3 separate regions of the Homo sapiens genome follow, and regions 1 and 2 are each linked to region 3. The links are chromatin loops, found by intact Hi-C in ENCODE. Cell type or tissue: IMR-90. All regions are shown on one strand.

Region 1 (8,000 bases), 380 kb after region 3:
TTTTTTTTTTTTTTTCTGTATCATTCTGCATTACTACCTACCCTTTGGGGCAAGCTGAGTTGATTTATCTCACTATGTCATTCATAAATCTGGATCGGGCTATTAAAATTGCACTGGGTCTCCTGTAATTATCGTAAGAGTTTGAATAAGACACCAGGTGAAGAATTGTGTAGTCAGCATGGGGAAGGGGTTTGTCAGGGAAAGTATGTCCTGAGCTGAGCCTAAAGAGGAAGAGATTTGATGTTAGGACAAATGATTGCTTTGCTCACTGTGGAAAGAGGCACAGGCTTAGAGGAGAGAAACTAATGATTTAACATAATTAGCACAAAGCAAACGTGTCAGTTAGTTAGTCCTGGTCCTCATCTTTAAAAAAGGTTGTGGTTATGCCTTTTTCTTGAGTTTCTAATACTCAGAATCATCCTGTTCTCTCCTTCCATTTCTTACGTCTACTCCCCAAATCTAAATTGTCGCTGTTTCTCAATCTTTTATACATCATGTGGTCCTTCTTCACTTCCAGAGAGATCCTTTTCAATGACGCCTCAGTTATCTGTCACTGTCATTACTATAACTTTAAATTGTCAATTATCTACTCTTTCCAAAAGTTTCACCTTCCTTGGGCTTTTTCTGGATTGATTGTTTCAGTATAATGACTCCGTACCTCGCTCCCTGTAATATGCAATTTAATTAAAGATCATTTTAGTACTATTTTTGTAGGCTCTCATCTTGAATGTTATCATAAGTTTTTTCAACAAAAAAGCTTATATTCTAAGAAGCAGAATACTTGGCTTTATTTTAACTAGCCATGTGTATTTAAAAAAAAAACTTGACAAATGAAAGAACTAATAGTCTAGTTTTCTTTTCTGTTATAAGTTTTTGTTTTCTTTTCCCTTCAAGGTAGAACAAAACCATATATAAATTGCTAATATTTTGAGGGCAAGTGATCTGTTTTATTCAGTGTCCATACTCAGCTTCCAGCCCTTATCGAGGTATATAAAAAATGTTTAATAAATGAATGCATACATAATAAATAGGGAAAGGACAAATGGAGAAAGGTCTATATTAAATCTCTCAGTAAAGGCTTGTTGTACCATCATGTCACAGATACCATAATATTTTCTGTGGGTTCTATTCAGATTCTTTCTTGAAAAAGTTCTTTTAAATCAAGCTTTTGTGTGCATCAATATCACATAGAAAACTTGTGAAAGCATAGCTTCTGGGCCCCATTGTTGATTCAGTAGGTCTGGGATGATTTTTGTCGAACAAGTTCCCATGTGATGCTGTTGGTCTGGGGACCCCTCTTTGAGAATCTCTGCTTTTAATGAAATGTAACGAAAGAACAGGAAGCAAAAAAAGAAGAATGGAAACCCTATTGGTCCTTTAAATGAGAGTACATTTTTCTCTTGCAATTTGGTTCCTCACCCTAGTGTGGTTGCTGCATAAACCCTTTTGATATGATTTACTGATTTCTACACTCTTCTTATTCATGGATTAAGATTTTTGAGGGAAGATTAATATTTAAAGTTTTTTTTTAATAATTGAGAATACATAGACATAGATGATGAAAAGCTGATCAATTTTAACTGCTTCCTGCACAGGTAAAATAATTGCGACTCCTGGGTTCTTTAGAGACACATGAAAGAAGTGGTTATAATAATTTTACAGATTCAACTAAATAAAGAATAGTGTGCATATAATAATTTCATGAGGTAGCACATCAAATCGGTGCTATAAAATCAAATCAGCAAATCAAGATGGCTTATTTAACAAATGTATTGAGAAAGTTCGGTAACAACTTATTTTGTTTTATACTATTTATCAACATAAATTATAAATAAATAACGATGCAAATATTATATATTTTAAAAAGATGTATAAAGCCACTTGAAGAAAATAAATGTTCATCTTTTAATTTTTTTGATTTATATAGCTTATTTATATATTACTTATTTAATCTTAGATAGTGACAATTTTCTTAATGTTAACTTATGAAGGCAACCATAAAAGAAGATTGATAGGTTCAAGTAAACAAAAACAAATACACAAAAGGTACTCTGTCAAAACCACAATAAACATTGTTGTGGGCAGAGAGGAAAATTATTACAAACATTATAAAGGGCATTTTCACTCTGTTACAAAGTCTTGGAGTTTTGTTCATTTTATGACACACTTCAAGTAAGTTATTCTAAGGAAATATTTATGGTCACATATAAAAGTACAATGTAAGAGTACATATCACAGAACTATTAATAATAGCAAAGGTTTGGTAACAACACTATGGGGCTGGAAAAATAAATAGAGGGCCTTGATGTAACAGAGTATCAAATAGCAATTTAAACGGTGTTATAGAAAAATATTGTTATGAAAAATGTGCAGAATATGATATGTATTGAAAAATATTACTACACAAAATTATACAAAATATTCTATTTTGTTTTTAAAATACCTGTTTCAGGACATATCAGATTGGGAAAATATAAACCAAAATTTTAATAGCACTTATCTCTGCATTATTGGATTATATGTGGTTTATTTTCTCCTTTTGACTTACCCGTATTTTCTCAACATTTTATAACAAATTTGTCTCATTCCTGAAATTAAATCATGTTAAACATTTTGAATAATTGCATTATTTTTCTCACAAGTATTTAAATAAAATCCCTCTCAGTCCCATCCTGATCCTCAGCTTTGAACTGTTTCACTCTGCACAGGGGAAAAGTTGAGAATTTATCTCTGGAGTCCTTAGGAATTTTCTCTATGCAATTCACAACAGATTTGATTAGGTGTCCAGTGTAAACTTGACTCCACGGCCCTCCTTCTTCTCTGTCCTAGTTCTCATGTGAATACATAAAAATGTGACCCTCCAGAATTATTTTACATTTTAGCAGAAAGAAATGGTTTCAGTGGAGCTATCCTAACAGTGCTTTTGTATGTCTTGCTTAATAACTCCCTTTCCCTTAATTGAAAAAGGAAAGAAAAAAAATAAAGAATGATGCTGGTTTGGAAATACTTTTAGAGATTGCTGTCTCCAACTGTGCTTGTTCTCGCTGTCTGTTATGGTCCATTAGATAAACATGGTGTTCAACAGTCAGGCTGTTGTTGATATATTTGGCAACACTGATAATGTGATCTATGTTTAGGAGGAAGTGGATGCATCATTCCATGCGGGCATAGGTTTTCTGAAAGTGATTGTTCTTTTTACAAGAAAAAGTTAGATAAGTCATTGAACCTTAAATTCTCACTAAGAGTCTGAACATTTTTAATTTTTGTCATCTGAGGTTTTTTTTTTTTGGTGCTTTTATTGGAATTTCAGATTAATAGTTGGGCTTATTCTCAGAAGCAACCAGTACTAACTGAAAATAAATGCAAACCTGGTTGCTTCTGACTCTTGAGGGTGAAATTAGTATAACAAGAAAAAGGGAGGTGCTTGTTATCTGAGTATATTTCTTTATTGTTCATCAATCACAGTTTTTAGTGTTTTCATTTGTAACCTGCAAGTTTAAAAACAAACAGAAAAGAACCTTGAATCTTAAGATTCTTTTTCTGTTTCTCTCCCTTATATCTATTTATCTATTTATCAATTAATCTACCTACCTGCCTATCTACCTATCTCTCTCTACATACACATATACACATATGTACTATATTTAGACTACATATGTATAGTACATATGTATATGTATATTTAGTACGTATGTATATGTATATGTGTATTTATGTGTATATTTGGACTGTACATATACAGTCTAAATATAGTACATATATGTATGTATTTATACTATATATGCATATTTATACACATATACAGTCTCTTTATATATGTAGTCCTGAAGAAAGGATTGGAATATATTTCATCAAATAAAATACTAACATATTTTGGACATAAAAGGGCATAAAGTCTGAGACATGGAATGTCTTGTAATGTCCAGCTGAATCCTAAATATCCTCAGTGATAGGATTTCAGGCATTTCTCTTGGAAAGTGATTCCATTATCTAATAGTTTTCATTGGGAGGAAATTTTTCCCAACAGGCTTAATGTTCCTCTTCTCAACTGGTTCCATTAAACCTAATTACCCCTTCCTAAAGCTGAGCAATTCCTCTCCTATTGGTATTTACCAAGTTTTAATAGTGGAAAGCAACAATTAGCTCTTCAGCTGTCATAAAATCAGTGTATTTTAAACTTTTTTGGTGTTTCTTTTTAAATGGTATACATACATGCATATGTATATGTGTATCACACATACAACTAGTCACCAAATTTGCTTTAGTGTTTACTTAATGCTGAAATCATATCAGTATTTCAGATGTGCTTACATGGTAAGACATTATTGACTTTTCTCTTATAAATTCTTTATGTCCACAGGTGGCCACTAACAATATAGTAGCCTTCATTCACATTTTATAAAAATGGGTTATAGGTGACAAGCCACAGCTTAACAATCTCTAGCCTCTGTGAAAGTTGGCTTATGTCTATAGTTTGGGCTGGTGAAGATTCCAAGAAAAAAATGCCACTGACCCCATTCAGTTCCATCAAGAAAGGGAATTTTGTTCTATGGGGGAGATGGATGTTATTACTTATTCTCTAGAGAGGGACGTTTAAAATCACTTCAGATTGTTGGAATCTATAGCCTGCGCTATCATGGCAGGAAGCTCAGTGATTTTTAAATTATTTACAGGTAAAATCCCCACCTCCTGTAGTTTTTATTTTTAGAGTGTCCATTTCAGGATTTTAATGCTGAGAAAGTGAAACTATGCTCGCTCTTGTCATCTTCTTCCCTCTCTCTTCCTTTGACCTTCCCCCTTCGCCTCCCCTTCCCTCCTAGTGCTCTGCTCCTTCCCATTTCCTTTCCTACCTCAAATCCCATTACCCACCGCCATACCTTTTTTCCTTCTTTCTCTGACTCTGATTTTTCCCAGTTCTCTCTTAATGAGGTTTATTTGTGAGCCTCAAGCCTCATATTATTGTTCAGTCTTTGGGTATCCTCCATGCTGGGGGCTCCTTCCTGGGCCCATGAAAGATGAGTTTAGGGTCTGAAAGAAGGATCTTTCTTCTTGCCCTCAAGTCACTTCTGTAGCCTGTTGTGGTTTGCATGCTAGATGCATCTGGACTACATGGAAAAGATTTCCTAGAAGTGTCTATGGACTGACTGTGTTACTCCCAAATTCATATGTTGAAGTCCTAATCCCCATCTTGATGGTATTTGGAGGTGGGGCCTTTGGGAGGTAGTTAGGCTTAGATGAGATCATGAGGTTGGGGACTACGTGATGGGATTAATGTCTTTCAAAGGAAATGAAGAAACACAGGAGCTTTCTCTCTCTCCATGCTCAGGTACTGAGGAAAGATCATATGAGCACACAGCAAAAAGGTAACTATCTATCAGGTAGGAAGAATGCCCTCACCAAGAACCATATCGGCCAGTACCTTGATCTTAGACTTCCCAGCCTCCAGAACTGTGAGAAAATAAATGTCTGTTGTTGAAGCCACCACATCCATGGTATTTTGTTGTAGCAGCCCAAACTGACTAAGACAAAGTATCTTCTTTTCAAAGATTGGACTTTATATTTTTTACTTGTGTTAGTATTTCATAATCCCAAAGTTCTACAACTTCCATATAACAAAAATTTTGAATTCAGTACAATGACCTTGTAAGTATTTCATTTATAACAAGCCTCTTTAAAATATATTTAGTAACATTGCTTTAATTAGAAAGAATTTAAAATATACGATGATGTCTTAGGTATGTTTATTTTTAGTGAGAATTGATTTGGTTGCTTTGTTTTGTTTTGAGATAGGGTCTCGCTCTGTCACCCAGGCTGCTGGAGTGCAGCGACGGAATGCAGTGGCACGATTTCAGCTCACTGCAACCTCAACCTCCTGGGCTCAGGTGATTCTCCCATCTCAGCCTCCAAAGTAGCTGGGACTACAAGCAGACACCACCACACCAACTAATTTTTGTATCTTTTATAGAGACAAGGTCTCAGTTTACTGCCAGGCTGGTCTCGAACTCCAGGCTTAAGCCAGCCACCCAAAGTGCTATGATTATAGGTGTGAACCACTGTGCCTGGCTGTTGTTGTTTTTAGTCATGAAATATTCAACTTTGTCCAGCCATCCTGGGCTACTCTAACAACTGTAATTGCTTTATAACTACTTAGCTATGGATTTCTGGAATCTGAAATTGAGGCCATAAGCAGAAATGACTAAAATATAGAATTCTTTCTCCTATCTTTATTTGTTCATCTAGATATTGGAACTGTATCATTAAATTTAAAGGGGGGAACTAGTATTGACAACAAATTAAATTATTTCAACCAAAACCACTTAATAGGTATGTTGACTGTTAGTCATTACCAAATCAGCTAAGAAAAAATAGTTTTATTTCCACTTTGTTGATTCAACAAATAATTTTCATATTTGTAATTCATATTGACAGTCACAGATTCCTAGGATCTCTATTAACAGATACCTCGTTTGTGCCTGTGATTATTTCTTCATCTGTGCCTGTCTTTGCCCTTTCCTAGCTGAATGTCCTTGAAAAAATCATTTGGCCTTTTTGTGTCTGTTTCCTCATCATGAGGTGGAAAAATACATAGAGTCAAATGTGTGAGGTTGTTTCCAGAAATTAATTTAAGTAAGCACTTTGAATACTACCAGACCATAGTAAGTTCTATGATGATGACGACAGATCCAGTTGAGAGCTCATTTGCTGGCAGCATCCTAAATAACTCTGCTTCATGGAAGAAAGGCTCTGTAAATACCAAAGATTAAGATCCTTGGTTTAAGACTCAAGGAATCTGTTTACAAGGTAAGTAAGCAAGAGAACAAAAACAAAACATAGTTTATACAAGGCCCATTCAATCACAATCTTATCTTTTCAATTTCAAGTCTATCCCCTTTAAGTTTCCATGACATAAATATCAGCTGACATACACACAAGGTGACTCACCTTCTTCCCATTAAACTAGGTTGAGATTAAAAACAAACAAGCAAACAGCTGGAATGTGGCACGTGGGTCAGACCCTTCTGAGTCCAGTTGGGTAACTCAGCAGAGATCAGAATGATCTTCAAAAACCAACAAGCCATTGGCACGTATCTTCAGGCATGCTTGAAGTCTATGGGGCCAAATGGTAGAGTATCCTGGCAGAGCCAAAAAGTCTTCTTTTATGACACAGAAAAGAAAACTTCTTTCAAAGTAGTTATGCAACCCAGGAGAACACAATGCATCCACTGTGTGTGTCCTGGGGCTGTCTATGAACACATGATTTCATATTTTTGTCCTCTGTAAACTTCAGCATTGATGATGAACATTATTTCAAGGAAATATCCCACTACTTTATCTCTGTAAAGACATCCATAGAGAATGTAAGTTATAATTTCCTTATTCATTTTTCTGGTTAGAGAAGGCATTTCTATTTTAATGGTCAATTATTATATTCTGAATTTGCCACAAGTCTCCTTTTCATATTTAAACACTAGGGTTTTTTTTTGTTTGTTTTTTAAATTCTTAAGATAAATAGAAAAGTTAAGGTTAGAAAATGTTCAAAACAATTGCTCACCTTATAAAATCTTGTTAGGGAAGTAATTTTGCTCATTTCATACTGTTGACATTTCTGAATTTCAGTAATCATTAATTTTTTTAAAGCTGCCAGCAGATATGTACAATACTCCTTTTAGATATTATTCCCATCAAAGACAGATTTCACCTCTTTCACTCTTTGTGTCATTTCTCTATTATTTTGAAAATATTACTAATGCCTTCAAGTTCATTTGTATTCTGTAAGATTCTCCTTGTATCCAAGCAACTCCATCTGAAAAAATAATTTGTTTTTTTTAATGAGAGATATATTCAAAACAAAACCCTGCATATATTTATGATTTTTTGGTAATAATTTTCATGATACTAATTTCCTGGAAAGGGATTTGCACTTCACGAACAAACAGTGATTTCCTTTGAAACCTTCTCTGGTCTATGTCACCACAGTTATCTAAACAATTTAGATGTCC
Region 2 (8,000 bases), 150 kb after region 3:
CTAGGTTATAGAAACAGAGATACCCTCTTCCAACTGTAATATTTCGGTTAATAGGCTCTGTTTAGAAGATTAATTCTTAATGTCATCATTCATGAATTACAGGGAATGAAAAACAGGAGGAAGGGAAGCAGAGAAGGATGTGCTAATGTTACGATGTTTTATAATATTTTCAAACCCTAAGTTCTTCTACCGATCGGACCATGTCACTTAAATTTAAGGCTCTAATAACATTGGCTTCCAGAAATATTTTCACTTGTATGACTTCACTTATCCTTGATGCCAGAGTTCAAAAGGGTGTATAAATAAGACGGGAGGAAGGACACATTATCACAGACCAATAAAAATGACAACAAAAATACCTCAAAGCTCTTAACAAGTATAAAGCTAGAAATGATCTGAGTCTTGTGAAAAATACTGATTAACACAAAAATGATTTTAAAAGCAATATTCAGAGAAAGTACAGTAATGGAGACCTGGTCCTGGCACAGATAGTGTTACCTTAAAAATATATCACAGAGAATGTATAATTATTGACTGTATTTATAAATCTTCTCTATCCAGGATCTTCACATCACCAGTATGATGGAATTGAAGCCCAAGATTGGTAATGTTATGGTAGGAAAACATTCACTTTCTTTAACTCATGTTAAGTATCTAAACAGAAAATTTCATTTTTATAACATAGGAATTTTGTATATTTGGTTTGCAAAATCTGTTTCGTTCTCCAAAATATGGAAAGCTATGGAAAATGGGGAATGTCTCCCCCTTACCCTAGAAAAATAGATATAAGTTAATATTGCTCCAGTTTTTTTTAAGTAGACTGCAGAAAAAAAAGAAGCTAGTGATCTTAATACAATTTTTTAAAAACTTTCTAGAAAATTGTATTGAGCTTATCAGCTTGTTTTCATGACTGTGAGTATTGAACATAGAAAGTGGTGATAATTAGAAATCAGCATTGACTTATTAAAACAATTCATGCCAAAGTAAATTAGTTGCATTTTTATAGTCTTCAGTGCAGAATTTAATGGAGTATTGGGTTATACATATAGAAATACATGGAAATAAAATATGGTGAGTTTATGTGAATTAATAACTGGCTGAAGACCTATAACCAAGAACCACCATAAGACAATTTGTGTCCAGTGTCAGGGGGTCTCTATTGGTTTGCAACAAGACTTAGTACTGGGCTGGAACTGTTGAATGTTTTTATCAATAAATGTAATGATGAAGTAGAAGTCGGGCATATCCGTTCTGTGTCAAGTACCAAACTTGGCAATATACAGAGGCCACACTGTGTGACTGAAAGAATGAAGGGCTTGCAACTCCTAGGGGAGTTTGAATTCCACTTCTTCACTTACTAACTGCTTGGCCCTTGACCTCCAGTTTTTTCATTTGCAAAATGGTAACTGCCTTGCAGGACTGTGAAGATCACAATAATTCATGGATATGAAGTGTTTAACTTGGTGCTTGGCACAAAGCAAATTCTGTTTTCCCTGGCTTTCTCCTCCTCTCTTTCTTGTAAAGTGGATTTTTAAATAAATTTAACTGAGTCACCTAGTGGTTTGGTTCACATTGAATTACAGTCTTAAACAATAAATGATTCCAGTGTATAAACCTCTATATCACTTATATGCATGGTTAAAGAGGACCTTATCCTTTATGAAGGATGAATTCAGACATCGCTATTAGCAATTTCTGGTTTATTCTTTCAATGTTTCCACTTAGCAGAAATGCACACACATACTTATTACATGTTATTTCCCCTTCTTTCTACACAGAAGTTAATGTGATAATTTTCTTTCACGAAGGTGCCAATTTGCAGTTTTCTCACTTAATGCATCTTGGAAATCAAGATGTCAATATAATGAGTTTATGCATTTTCAGTAATGAACCTAGTCACTTGGTCCAGATTTTGCAGGTCAGCAGGAATTTTCCAGGCAGATGGTAGCGGGAATAGCTTTCCAATATGAGGAAACCGGATAGACCAGGGCCCACTTGCTCACTTATTTAATTTGTTCAAGAAATGTTTGTTGAGTACTTAAACACGCCAGGCCATAGGCTAAATATTTTTTGTTCATGTCATTGAATCCTCACCAAAACCTAATGGATAATATTACTATCCTCATTGTACAGATAAGGAAGTTGAGGTTACAAAGACTAAGTCGCTTACCCAAGGTCAGAAAAATACTTAATAGTCTGATTTGGAGCCAGCCTGTTTTGCAGGAGTTATGCTCATAATTGCACACTCACTTCCAGATAAAAGGCAAGTTGGAGCAGAGAGGGAGGGTTCTAGATGTAGGAACAGCAATGCAAATGGCCAAGGGTACAGGAGTTTCAAGTGTAAAGGAGCTAAAATTCTCCACTGTTGAAGCAACTGTGAGTAATATTAGTAGCTGTATTGCGGGAACAAAGTTGGAAAAAACGTGGCAAGAGGTGAGGCTGAAGATGCAGGCAGGCCTGGCGTGGGTTTGCAGGCCCAGCACTGTGTGGCTTAAATCTTATTCCTTGTGCATGAGCCAGAGAGTGGCATGAGTGTCCTCAGCCCTCATTAGTAACCTCTTGGAGAAGGTGGCTGTGTCAGGCCCTCAGGCTGAGACTAGGAGAGAACACTGAGGCTTCAAGGCCACGGGTTGAATGGGGCAATTTGCTGCAGGAAACCTGCAGACTTAAAATGCTTTACGAATTACCTTAGAGTGGCACCTGGGATTTCCTGGGCAATTTGAGGGGTGACTGGAGCTTCTGAAGCTCTTATAGGTCGTGGCTTTGGCTTTTCACAGGGTTGGGGCAGGATACCTTGGGTGTATGTCTAGTATGATTAACTAATGTAATCATAGAGCATCTTTATTTTTGTCCCTCACTGTCCCTTTAAATGGATTCAGCTGGGATTCTTCCCTTTATAACGATTGGCAGCCTCCATGAAATTCTCTGGTCACATTCAGATCATAAAGTCTTGAGACTTTAAGTCTCAAGACATTGTCACATTTGAATCTGTAAGGGTGGCGGGGAAGTTCTCACTTGCCTGACACTCACCTGGTGATTGGCATCACTCTCTCTCTGGACTTGGCAGGTAGGTGAAGCAGGCTCATTCTACCATGGGTGCTTTCATGGATTCTCAGAAGACTGCCTCCTCCGGTCTGCCGCCAGATCAGTGCACTTTCCTGCTTAGGCTGATCCCTTAGTCCCTCTGCAACCAGCAAAACCTTCGGCTTCTGTCAAGGTGTGAGTGATTCCCTGGGCACTCCTCTTAGAAGGACCTAGGGCAGCCTTGGCTGGCTCAGCTCTGTGTGCGCATCTCATGCACAGCCTCATCCAGATCCTTGCTCTACACTCACAAATTCTGGATTCCAGGGACTCCAAACCTGCTACCCCTTCTCAGCACAGCCCCTTTTCTTTGCATTCTGTCAGAAAAGTTAATCAGTTTATCTCATGCCTTCTAGGTTTTCAGGTGGTACTCAGACACAAACCTAAACTGCAGAGGACAAACATTAAGTTCTTGGAGTAGTCCTATTGAAGTTGTTATTCACAGACATGAGCTGAGGGGCCAGCACCTGCTATTGCTCTCTCCAGAAAATTCTTCCTTGAGTTTATGGGCTGGAGGTTAGGGGTGTCTCCCACTCCCTTGGAGCAGAGATAGGGTGGTTGTGACTCAGAGCAAAGCCCTCTTAAAATAAATCCTCTCCCTTCCAAAAATTATCTTCTAATCTCCAATGATAGGCCCTTTTATACCTTTGATGTGGTTGAGGCATCTAAGTGTCATCTAAAAGGCCTCGGTCACTCACTTTGAAACATTTTTGCTTCTTGGTCTATCCACACACTCTGGCATGTGCTGGGGCTGAAACCTCCAGTTTAACATCAGATAAATCATAGATATTATCCTGAAAATGACGTCCTTTTCCTCTACTTCAGAGTGCTCTTTCTAGAGTACAAATATGACTGCCTGACTCTCCTGCTTAAAACTCCTCAATGAGTTCTCAGAGTCCTTGCTCGTGCAATGCTTGGAATGTAATAAGGAAGACAGACAGCATGAGATAGCATGCAAGGACACAGATAAGCAAAGTGTTGCAAAATCAAACACGTAGAATGCTGAGATAGGGAATAAATGGGGAAGAGGTGAGGGGAGAGGAGCCAGGCTCTCTAGCTGGCCTTAGAGCAGCAGCATGTAATCAGGAATGCTAAGAGCATAAACTCTTACCTGAGAATGCCTGGGTTCAAATTCCAGTACTGTCACCTGTTAGCTATTTGATCTTTGAAGTTACTTATCCTCTCTGTGCCTTGGGTTCCTAATCTGTAAAATGGGAATAGTAATCGTTCCCTCTTATGATTGTTGTATTCGAGGAGTTACTATTTTTAAGTAGAAGAATGCCTGGCATATTATAAGTGATATATAAAGTTTCTTAAATAAATGTAAAATTCCACTGGCTTTTCCTACAGGTTTTAGGCCCTTGCCCTGACTGACCTAAATTTGGCCTGTGCTATTCAGCTTAGCCAGCTCCTTTTCTGAGAAGCTTCCAATGATCCTCAACATTCATTCAGGTGTCCTTCTTACATGCTACGATGTATTGTATGCATATTAGTATCACCACAATTATTCCACTGTACTGTAATTGATGCTTTTTCTCTGTAGACCATAAAAACACTCTACTCTTGAGAGAAGGAACTATATCTTATTTATAGTGGTATAAACAAAGGTTTGGCATATCTGATACCCATTAAATATATGATGAATGAATAAATAAATGAATGAGTGACAGAGAAATTCTAATAGATCAGAATAAAACTAATACTTACAATTTGATAGTTTTCTTTCTTTCAAGATAAGAACACTCTTCTCTTATTGGTTAGATTTTTCACAGATTCTACATGAAACCATAATCCTCCATGTCATTTATAAGGGAAGGGAATTTAGGGATTTATCTTAAATTCGAATTTACAAAAAGCTAAATTGTGTTGGATTGATTACTTCAGCTAAGCATTTACCACATTCATCCAATATATTAAAAATATAATTTAATTTAATACATATTTATTGAATGCCTTTCTGGGCAAAGCACTGTGAAGGTCTGAACATGAATAAAGTAGGTCCTCTGCCATTCAGCAGCCTATGTTCTAAAAGAGAAGACAGCGACGCAGAAACCTGTAAAACAAGGGGGAATATAACGAAAGCAAAAGGCTGGGAGATTTAAAGAAGAGAGATTTAGTTTATTACCATTTCATTTTTAAGAATCTGTTTTGTAAAGTGAAGTCTTTTTTTTTTTTTTTTTTTTTTAGATGGCGTTTCGCTCTTATTGCCCAGGCTGGAGTACAATGGCACGATCTTGGCTCACCACAACCTCTGCTTCCTGGGTTCGAGTGATTCTCCTGCCTCAGCCTCCCAAGTAGCTGGGATTACAGGCATGTGCCACCAAGCCCAGCTAATTTTTGTATTTTTAGTAGAGATGGGGTTTCTCCATGTTGTTCAGGCTGGTCTCCAACTCTCGACCTCAGGTGATCTGCCTGCCTCGGCTTCCCAAAGTGCTGGGATTACAGATGTGAGCCACTGCACCTGGCCAAAGTGAAGTCTTAATTCCTAATTACTTTGTCTCTTCTTGTTATTAACTTCTTTTCACTTCTTGAATTTACTGTACTAACTGCACCAAAAGAATAATTTCTTGATTATATAATTCATGCAGAAATAAAAAAGGCTATTTTACAATTGCCCTTTATTTCCTTTTTTAAAAAAATTCTGTTTTCCTATCTTTTGTGTGAGCATAGATTAATTTGTATAGCATTTGAGTGGCAACATTCCCCGTGTAAGATATCATTGTTGTCAATATAGAATTTTAGAGCTTGAAGGAAATTCAGAGATCATCGAGTATATACATTCATAATTTTATTTTATTTTACAAAAAGCAGGAGGTGGAATAACTTGATAACAAAGCTAGTTATTAGAACAGCTAAAAGAAAACCCCAACATCCCGAGGCCTAGGACTGTTCTTTTTTCCATTATACCATGCTGCTTCTAGAATAATTTTAGGCTATAGGAAATGCAGTCCTGGGGAAGATATTTATAACAAGTCTCTGGCTCATTTAGCATGCTGTTGTTTGGGGTATCCAGCTGCACACTTTGTTCTTGTCAGTAATACATTATTTCCTGACAATCTGGTTGACAAACGGGATCCCAGCCTCAATGATTTGCACACATCTTTTAAAAAATGATCAGGTTAACTCTTCTAAATAGCTTTTTTGTCCTTCACTTATCTTCCGGCATGGAGAAAAGGAAGATTCAAGATCTTCTGTAAGAGTGTAAATCACACACACACCGTCAGAACTCTGTTTATATAACATTTAGGGTGAAGGTACCCTTTTATGAGCTTTTGTAATCCAACGGAGAATCTCTGAAAGCCACAAAACCTCTCCTGTGCCCTAAAACTAACTAAGTTTGCTTTTCTAACTTCCCAGTGGGCTAGGATACAAAGTACGTGGACACTCAAAAGGTTTGAAAAGCAAAACAGAATCAAGAGGTGGGGGTGGGGAGGGGAATGTAGGGGTGGCCAATAAGGATTCTTTTACAACTCATAGTTCTCTATTGAAAACTGAGATTTCTGGTCACATTGGGGCAGAATAATTGATAGCAGCTGCAGACGAGAAGGTTTGAGCATGTATCTCCCCAGGCAATATTTTCTTTGGTATTCTCAATGGTATGTTGAAAGTATAGCAGTTTAATATTGAGTCAGAGTTTCTTTAGTGAGCTAAGTGAACTAAAACAACTTATTTATTCCATTTTCTTCACAAAAACTTGCCTTATCCCATGTTTTTTCTTAGGCCACCACTGTGTGGTCATGACATTTGCCTGTCATCAATGTTGGTGATTCTGAGAGACCCTCCTGTAGTAGGGGGTGAATGAACGCAGAGTGCCCACGGGCTGGCACCATTTTGGCTGCAAACTGGCCTCTCAAAGTCAAGAATCCTTGGCCTATTAGTGAGGAAAAATTCAGGATTATAGGAACGACTTCTCTTTCAGTTCCCATTGCTAGTAATAGTAAGATAATGAAGAGGAAATTAATCTTCGAGATGTTTGAAGGTTTTCTTAGTACAGGCAATAAACAAGTTGCAATTTAGGAGATAGTAATACTTCAAAATGGTGAAAATGAGTCCAAAATATTTCCAAACTAATGCGCTAAAAGGAAGAATGTGGGCATTTTTCAATATAGACTTTCTTCAAAGGGCAAGTCTCTGATTCCTTTAAAAAAATATTTCTTTAAAAACTTCACATCTCTTTCCTTTAGTGAAGGTTCTCATTTTAAATGTTCCTATTACGATAAATAGAATAAAAAGGGTATGAAAAGGCTATTAAAATAATTACAGAAGTTCAGGTCATAAATTATCTGTTGATTCAGACTGTCATCAGGTAAGTCAATTGCTTCAGTGTTAAGACTAATTGGCCAGACTAGAGAATTGGCTATAAATGACTTCAGACATCTGGATCAGATCTAAGTCATCAGCTTGGCCAGTGTGATCCAACCTGCATTGAATATTCCCCTCATTTGAGCAATAGACATTAAGTGTTATTGTGTTACTGGTATTTTGTGATATTAGTTTGCCAATCTGCCACAAAATATGACGGGATTAAACACACACAATATAGGATAATGGTGAGATAATGGGATAATGGTAATCAGCAGCCCAGGTGTCTCATCTGAGAGAAACATGGCCAAATTAAACAGCTAGTGAATGTTGACTATGGATTGGGTTCATGAGCTAGCTATTTTTTTTTTCAGATTGCTGTGGTTAAGAAAACTCATATTTAACCAGTTTTGCATGGTTCCTAATATATCTAACCTAGACACTACTATCCAGCTCCATCTCCTCCTTCTCTGCCCCTTGCAAAAATATGAGACCAGAAATGGTTTACACTTCTATATGGGCATGCATGCATTTATGTAAGAGTGAATTGTCTAAAAAGTGTCACAGGCTTTTAAAACTAACAATCTCCTGGGCCTGGAAAAATGCAAGATCTCGAC
Region 3 (8,000 bases):
GTTGGGATTACAGGCGTGAGCCACCTCACCCGGTCAATTTAAATTTAAATAGCTACATGTGGTCACATAATTGTATAGTTCAGCTCTAGGAGGCCAGAAGAGATGGGCCTAGTAAGATATAAAGAAGGTAAATAGGTGGAGCTTGGGAAAATAATTAACTACTTACATGGTTTGGAACTAAAGGAAGAAGTAACTGAGTTTCAGACAAATGCGATTTTAACATAGGGAAAATGTAAGGTAAACACATAATCTTCTAGAAAGATAAATTTACAAGTCTTAACAAAGTTAAAATCCATGAAAAAGAATGTTTAACTATCTATTGGCTTCTCTCCAAAACTATACAGATACACCTACCTATAGCCTTTCCCCTAAAAAGGATCCTGTGATGATTTCCAATATCAAATACATAAGTTCTTTGAGCTTCTTGGAAGTAGCAGGAGACCCTTACAGTATGGTTGTGCTAGAAATCATTATTTAATTGACTGCACCACAGGAAAGAAGTTGAGCTTTTAAGGATAAATGGGTCATGCGATGACTTAAATCACCATTGAAAAAAATCTCTCATAAAATGTTTTGTTCTGGAAGAATATCACCTATTTTAGAAATCAGTTCAGAGGAACTCTTTGGCTGGAACAGCTTGTATCAGACAGAGTTGTTTAAAAATTGTATGTTGTGTTACCGCTAGCAACAGGCTTCTGAGATGTTTTGTGGTTAAAAGTCATCATACCTAACTTGCAGCTGCTAATCAAGGAAAGAATCAAGAAAAGGAGGGAAAACTTTCCCTCATATTCCAAAAAGAACAATGCCAAGAAAACATTCTTGGATGGGGGAGGGTTGGTAATGGGGCGGGGCTCTCAGAATAGAGGGATGCCCTAAATGAAAGTGATCAATCTGTGCTCCATCCTTCTTGGGAGACACAGTTCAAGACAGAACAGAGCCCTTGCAGCTCATGCACAGGAGCTAGAAAGGAAATTAAAGCTGTGTATTTAATTGTGTCTAGAAAGCTAATAAAAGAAAAGAGACCACATGCAGATAAAAAGAGGTGCACCTGGAGATAAGCCTAGGAGGAATCTAGCTTCAAGGCAGTGGATACAGTGTGGATTTAAAAAGCAGCCTAGGCTGGGCGTGGTGGCTCATGCCTGTAATCCCAGAATTTTGGGAGGCTGAGGCGAGTGGATCACCTGAAGTCAGGAGTATGAGACCAGCCTGGCTAACGTGGTGAAAGCCCGTTTCTACTAAAAATACAACAACAAAACAACAACAACAACAACAACAAAAATTAGCCAGGCATGGTGGTGCTAATCACAGCTACTTGGGAGACTGAGGCAGGAGAATCACTTGAACCTGGGCGGCGGAGGTTGCAGTGAGCTGAGATTGTGCCATTGCACTCCAGCTTGGGCAACAAGAGCAAAAACAAAACAACAACAAAAAAACAGCTTAAATCTTTAGATGGAAGACCAAGGTTAGATTAAATTGTGATAAATAAATACAGATTTCTGAGAAAGGTACTTATGATAAATTCAAATTTATGCTCTTTAAAGATTGTTCAAAATTCACTGTAACTGAAATAATGGGATATGGATTTTAAAATGCATTAACCTTGGCCCATTTATAGCCACGTAGGAATCTCAGTTAAAAAGGAACATATCATCCAGCTGCCTTCCATCACCTGGTGACAGTCTACTTGAAATGTATTTTCTTGAGACATTTTTACACTTCTATCTCAGTCCCCTTATCATTAGAATAAAGTCAATAATATCTATATTTATCTCAGCATGTTTCACAGAAGTGACAAGCAAGAAAACAAGTATAAAACTCTTGAACATATGCAAATACAAGCAATTTTATTTATTATTTGAGTGGCAAATGATGTCCCTGAAAGTTAAATCTATAAACTTAAACACAGGGAATTATTACAACTAGTATTGAGACAGGGTTTACTCTTCCTACTGGCTAGTTGAAGGGAAGTGCAGTGGGGGAAGACAGAGAATGTGACCATCCTGCGAGTTTGCTAAGTAGCTGAACTTCTAGGTATTTCAGGGTCTGTGAGAGGAAGGGCTGGAATGAGAACATTAAGTACAGCCCAAATTCTTTTCTACCCATTATAATGGAAATTAAAAATATTTGTATGTTTTCATTATGGTACAACCTCCAATGTGTGCATCTGGTTAGTTCCAGGCATGTATATAATTTCTTGTCCATTCACAAAGCACCTCTAACCATTGTGGAAAGTAAAACTAACTAACTAACTTACATAGAGGGCCACTGCTCTCTAAATCATAAGATTAGAATGAGGCTGTCCTTTGGTTATGTAACTAGGAATAATTTACTTACTCCTTTTGGGGAATAATATTCTCTGTTTTAGAATAAAGTTCATCTAAGGTCTTGGGTTCTAGGACCCTGAAGTTAAGGATCACAGAAGGATCTTAACTTTCTTAGGGCTTACTCAAATTAAGTAGCTGGAGCTACTGGCTGGATTCATCAACTCCTTTTGAGATTCTTTTTCTTAGTGATTATAGGTCTCAGGAAAGAGGATGAAGCAATGGAAGGTGCTTGAAGGAAGAAAGAGGCCCCACAGAGCTGTGTTTTTAAGAGCTGGCTAAGAGGGCCTTTGGAAGAGGGATCTCAAAGCAAATCTGCTTGACCAGGGAGGAACAAACTCATATATGTTTTAAGTGCCAGTCATGTGAAGCAACTCTACTAGGCACTTTATATGTCATCATTTTGTTTAATTAGCAGGGAATAGGAAGAATTGAATAATGTCCTTGTTTATGTAATTTGGCTATAAAGTAAAATTCTGCCTGGTGAATTCCAATTTCCTATTGACTTTTGCGTCTCATTAGAGACTGTCCCTGTGGCTATGGCTGCTCCAGTGATCTTTCTTTCCTGGAAGTTTCAGTTTTTACAGGCTCAGTTATCATAACAAATTTGTGTCATCTCAGTTATAATTAGGCTTACTTAAAGGGATGTTTTCATCATTGGTGTTGCTCCAAATACATATTTTTCTCCTAAGTATGTTGGAATTAAAATATTGTCAATGTTCAAGGGCCAAACACATAAGGCCATGCTTGTGTTTTAAGTCTTCAGACCCTGAACTCCATACCCTGGATCCTTGCTGTTGGAGTTTCCATAGGGAATGAGGCTCCCCAAGGCCTCTGAAAGAAATGGAGCCCAGCCAGCTGAGTCAGGCTGGGTCCCACGCCTCTGTAGGGCCGAAGTCCAAAGCAACAGGCAGGCAGTTCTTGCAGGCTTTTTCTCTGCAGAGTCATTAGAATACTTTATTGTCTTTTTTTTTTTCCCCACTATTTCAGCAGCTCGCTCTATGAGGACATATTCTCCTCATCCACAGAAGCCCTTTTCAAACATTACTAAGAAGTCTGATAAGAAGAAAAAACATCCACTGATGGGTTCTCAGAAAGAAAGCATTAGATTTAACTACAGGGCAATACTGCCCTGATTACCACAGGCCCAGCTGACGGCAAGGTTGCCAGGCAGCTCTCGTCCTGCCAAGAATGGTGGTGGAATGAAGCAAGCATGTGGTTTGTATTACCATTTTTCAGCTTTTTAAGGTTTAGAAAAGAGAACGTCACCAACAATGATAATTCACTTTGGAATGAATACATTTTCAATGCAGTGTTCAGCAACTGCTGATGTGTCTTAAATCCTAGAGTTCATATGCAACATTTTACAATGTGAACAAGATAAAGCACAGGAGATGTCAAGATCCTACTATATGCAAATAACTAAGTTTCTGGCCAAATCCTTCTTTTAAAAAAAGAACGAAAAAATGAAAAACCTCTCCAGCATTTCTAAGCTGCTACTTACAGCCTTTATAAAGATAGCACAGGAAAAAGATGCTAAAGCCAAAGAGTAAGCTAAATTCTGCCTTCCATTTCCTGGCACCATCTTCTTTAAAGTTGGGGTTGATTTTCTTAAATGTTTCAAGTCATAATTTGCCACAAATGAATCAATCTGTAAGCTGAAGTTAAATCATAAAATTCAAATATTTTAATTTGTCTTTTATTATCTTTTTTTTTTTAATTTAAAAAAGGAGAGACAGATATGGGATTATTCATACTTTGCATTCTCCTGGGTGTTCTTGGAAATACTATTCTCAGAAAGTCAGAAACACTAAATTGGAACAAATGATTTGATCCTTAGACAAATTTACAAAGTCATATGGTTTGAGGATCTGCATTGAGTTTAGTGAACTACCTTATGAATTAAGCCCCTTCCTCAAAGAAGCACAACTATTTTCCTCTCAGTGAAGCACATCGATATCTCCATGACATTGCTGCCAGCCTGATCCCTTAAAGAAACAAATATTAAATTAAGAAACTCATGGCCGGGCGCGGTGGCTCACTCCTGTAATCCCAGCACTTTGGGAGGCTGAGGCGGGTGGATCACAAGGTCAGGAGATCAAGACCATCCTGGCTAACACGGTGAAACCCCGTCTCTACTGAAAATACAAAAAATTAGCCGAGTGTGGTGGCGGTTGCCTGTAGTCCCAGCTACTAGGGAGGTTGAGGCAGGAGAATGGCATGAAGCTGAGAGGCAGAGCTTGCAGTGAGCCTAGATCGCACCACTGCACTCCAGCCTGGGCGACAGAGTAAGATCCCGTCTCAAAAAAAAAAAAAAAAAAAGAAAAGAAAAGAAAAGAAACTCATATTGTTCAAAGCCATTTTCAAGGAATTCAGGTGCTCCTTAGAAATCTGTTGCCTTCTTATGACATCGAAAAGATTCTGGGAAACCCATGAAGACACTGCACCTCCTGGAAGCAGCGTTGTTCTGTTGGAGGTTACAGGGCAGCAGAAACCAGAAAGAATCCATAGCTGGTGCAGTCATACATTTTTGCAAAGACCTTCAAACAAACAAAAAGTATATAACTTGTCAGTCTTGAGGGCCTGGCCTAAATAAAATGCAGCCCTGCTTAACAAAATCCTGTCAAATGTGGTCATTTGGGCTCTAAAATTATGCTTTGCGAAACACTAAATTAGTTTTGTCAAAACATAACCTTGGTTCTCAAAACATTGTCAGAACTTCTAAAGTTCAATAACGGGGCAGCATTTGTAGTTTAGGTGACATTAATCCACTCTATTTATTCTACATAGCATCCATCGAGTTATCCGCCTGTCCCTCTGTCCATCCATTCATCTAACCATTTCATTCAGTTTCAACACGTAGTGCCACATTCTTACTATGTGCCAGGCAATGTGCTGGACCCTGAACACAAAGATAAAAAGACACAGCCATAGACTCAAGGCTGGTATCCTAATAAAGAGATAGATGTGATAAATTGTTATAATCTAGTAAAATGACCACTGCAGGGGACAGGCCATGAAAGCATGAGGGAAATGATTGCTGTGATACTGCATTAGTTCAGAATTCTCTAGGAGCTCAGCTGAAGACAGATCGCTCTTTTCAGATACTTTTTTTTTTGAGATGGAGTTTTCGCTCTTATTGCCCAGGCTGGAGTGCAATGGCACAATCTTGGCTCACTGCAACCTCTACCTCCTGGGTTCAAGCAATTCTCCTGCCTCAGCCTCCCAAGCAGCTGGGATTACAGGCATGTGCCACCACGCTCGGCTAATTTTGTATTTTTAATAGAGATGGGGTTTCACCATGTTGGTCAGGCTGATCTTGAACTCCTGACCTCAGGTGATCTGCCCACCTCGGCCTCCCAGAGTGCTGGGATTACAGGTGTGAGCCACTGCACCCGGCTCTTTTCAGATACTCTTTAAAATTCACAGAAGACTTAATGTCTGAGATCACTTTATTTTTTTTTTCTTTTGAGATGCACGTGATTGATGACACTGTCACAAGTATATATCATCATGGAAATACCCAAATAAGGTGTTTGAACACATATTTCTCAGAGGAGGAAGATTTCCTGGAGAGGCTAAAGGAAGAGAGGAAGATATTTGGCAGCTGTTGATTGGTGGGTTGCCCTCCCACTAGCTGTAATGACATACCCTTCTTCTCTTTTGAGGAAACATCTAAGGATGCAACTAAATGAGAGTGACATTGTATGGGATATACCAAATTTGACATAATTTACTTAAAAAACAGATATTTTGAAAATTTTATACTTAGTTACACCTGATAAGTGACAGATTTCATAGATATTGACGGTTGTGTTGATTCATTGCAGTTGACCATGACTTGTTGAAAAAGCTTGCAAAGGCATCCTTAAGGAGTTTACATTCTCCTAAGGTAAGACTGTTGGTGTTTTAACACATCACTTCAAAAAAAATTATAGAAAATGAATTTAATTTTATAATTTTATTCTTAGTGACTCTAGGTGTCATCAGCCACATATAGGCTGACAACTGCAACTGCCCTCCTAGTTTTCCAACATTAAGAATGAGAAAGTGTGGTTGCACTCAACACTTATTTATGGCTGGGGAAGTACCCTCTCTGTCACACAGCAGTTCAATAGAGCCCCAGAGGGGAATTTAGAAGGCAAGCCTGATGGTCTTATAGCAGTTCTTTAGAAGGCCCCTGAGTTCCAACAGAACATGTCCAGAGGATGTAGCTGAGTAATTAGGCCAGAGGTGGTGGTGGTAGGGGTGGAGTATGGCTTATTCTAGAATCTGTAGGCCTGGGTGATAAGATTAGAGGATGTGCTAGACTAGGCAATATTCCCTTTACTCTGTAGGTTGAAAGGACTATGTCTGGTCACACCACAGGATACGCTGTTATAAAACCAACTACTAATTCAGAGTTTTTCATTTTTATCTTTGCACAGTCCAATCAACAACAATCGGTTGAGGGCACAGTTTGTTGATCTTTTTCAGTCACTAAGACTGGAAGCTAAAAACCCTAAGATTGGAAGATCCATTTGGTCCACTTCTTTTAGTCATTGAGATGCCACTGTTATTTCTGCTAAACAAATAAAGTATACTAAAGCCATTGAGAAGCTTTATAGCTTAGTAAATAAAAGGCAGGGAATGAATTCACTGTGCATATCTCAAAAATTTGATTCTTTGAATATACTTGCCATCTGTCTTAAACTTTGCACTGAATATTGTTTGATGTTGGCCCTCGTTAGCTGGCTCAGGTTGGGAAGAAGTGCTCAGTGACTTGGTGCAGAACCACACTTGGAGCTGCTGAAGAAAGGGAGCTACTTCCCTAGGAGTGTCAGCAAGTGTTTATGAACTCACGTGTGTTTCTAATGCATGCTGCAATGCTCTTCTTGGCTACTTTGTTCAGAAGTCCATAATCAGTATTTATTAATTTAACTTAAATATATTTTTCAAGTGAAAAAACAACCAATAAACTGAAGTTTCTGGCCAGGCGCGGTGGCTCATGCCTGTAATCCCAGCACTTTGGGAGGTTGAGCGGGCAGATCACCTGAGTTTGGGAGTTCTAGACCAGCCTGACCAACATGGTGAAACCCCATCTCTACTAAAAATACAAAAATTAACCGGGTGCAGTGGCAGGCGCCTGTAATCCCAGCTACTCAGGAGACTGAAGCAGAGAATCACTTGAACCAAGGAGGCGGAGATTGCAGTGAGCTGAGATCGCACCATTGCACTCCAGCCTGGGCGACAGAGTGAGACTCCGTCTCAAACAAAACAAAACAAAACAAAACAGAAGTTTCTTAGTCATTTACCTGTATATACCTCTGAGCCAGTCCCATGCCTCAGCCCGCTAACTGATGGTAAATACTTGATCATCTATAGCTATCCCAGTGGAACCATAGTAAGGACATCTGGACAAGACCCCCAGAGCTTCCCCTGGCCATGCAGTGCTGAGAACAGCCTTCCATGCTCGTAGAGGGGGAGGAGGCCCATGGAGATGGTGAATCTACAGATTATTGAGCCCTAGATAAAAGGGCCCCTCTTCCTTCATCTAGAGTTTCTCTGTTTCCTCTAATTTTCTGGCATCCAGAGGTGTGCCTAGTCTCCACTAAAACTTACTATTTGGAGGCCTTTTATCCTGCCCTGTTCCTGCAGGCTTCTTTTTTTCAATGCCAGACCCTGCCTCCTATTCCTTAT

Evidence for each region. Peaks named below come from ENCODE experiments on the same cell type or tissue, not always from the same donor. Only the 100,000 strongest peaks of a DNase experiment are listed, where the experiment ranks them.
Region 1: it touches region 3 in a loop (4-fold over the local background); 6 of 110 quality-filtered maps call a loop at or near these places.
Region 2: a loop joins it to region 3, with 3 times the contacts of the local background. A loop is called at or near these places in 3 of 110 quality-filtered maps.

Annotation. Positions count from the first base shown.
Region 1 is chr6:139,971,070-139,979,069 of GRCh38, forward strand. LINC02941 (long intergenic non-protein coding RNA 2941) reads left to right here and starts at 5,250. Exons shown (of 2, transcript NR_121623.1): 1 at 5,250-5,363. LOC103352541 (a long non-coding RNA gene) reads right to left here. Exons shown (of 3, transcript NR_121624.1): 2 at 7,553-7,804; 3 at 7,281-7,335. In IMR-90, no CTCF peak of the experiment used is centred here; DNase peaks (open chromatin) are centred at 3,102 and 6,982; H3K27ac peaks cover 1,957 bases.
Region 2 is chr6:139,744,825-139,752,824 of GRCh38, forward strand. No RefSeq gene overlaps it. Among named protein-coding and RNA genes, the nearest start is that of FILNC1, 22 kb to the right of the region's middle. In IMR-90, no CTCF peak of the experiment used is centred here; a DNase peak (open chromatin) is centred at 4,007; H3K27ac peaks cover 976 bases.
Region 3 is chr6:139,594,692-139,602,691 of GRCh38, forward strand. No RefSeq gene overlaps it. Among named protein-coding and RNA genes, the nearest start is that of LINC01625, 120 kb to the left of the region's middle. In IMR-90, no CTCF peak of the experiment used is centred here; DNase peaks (open chromatin) are centred at 680, 3,210 and 3,560; H3K27ac peaks cover 2,882 bases.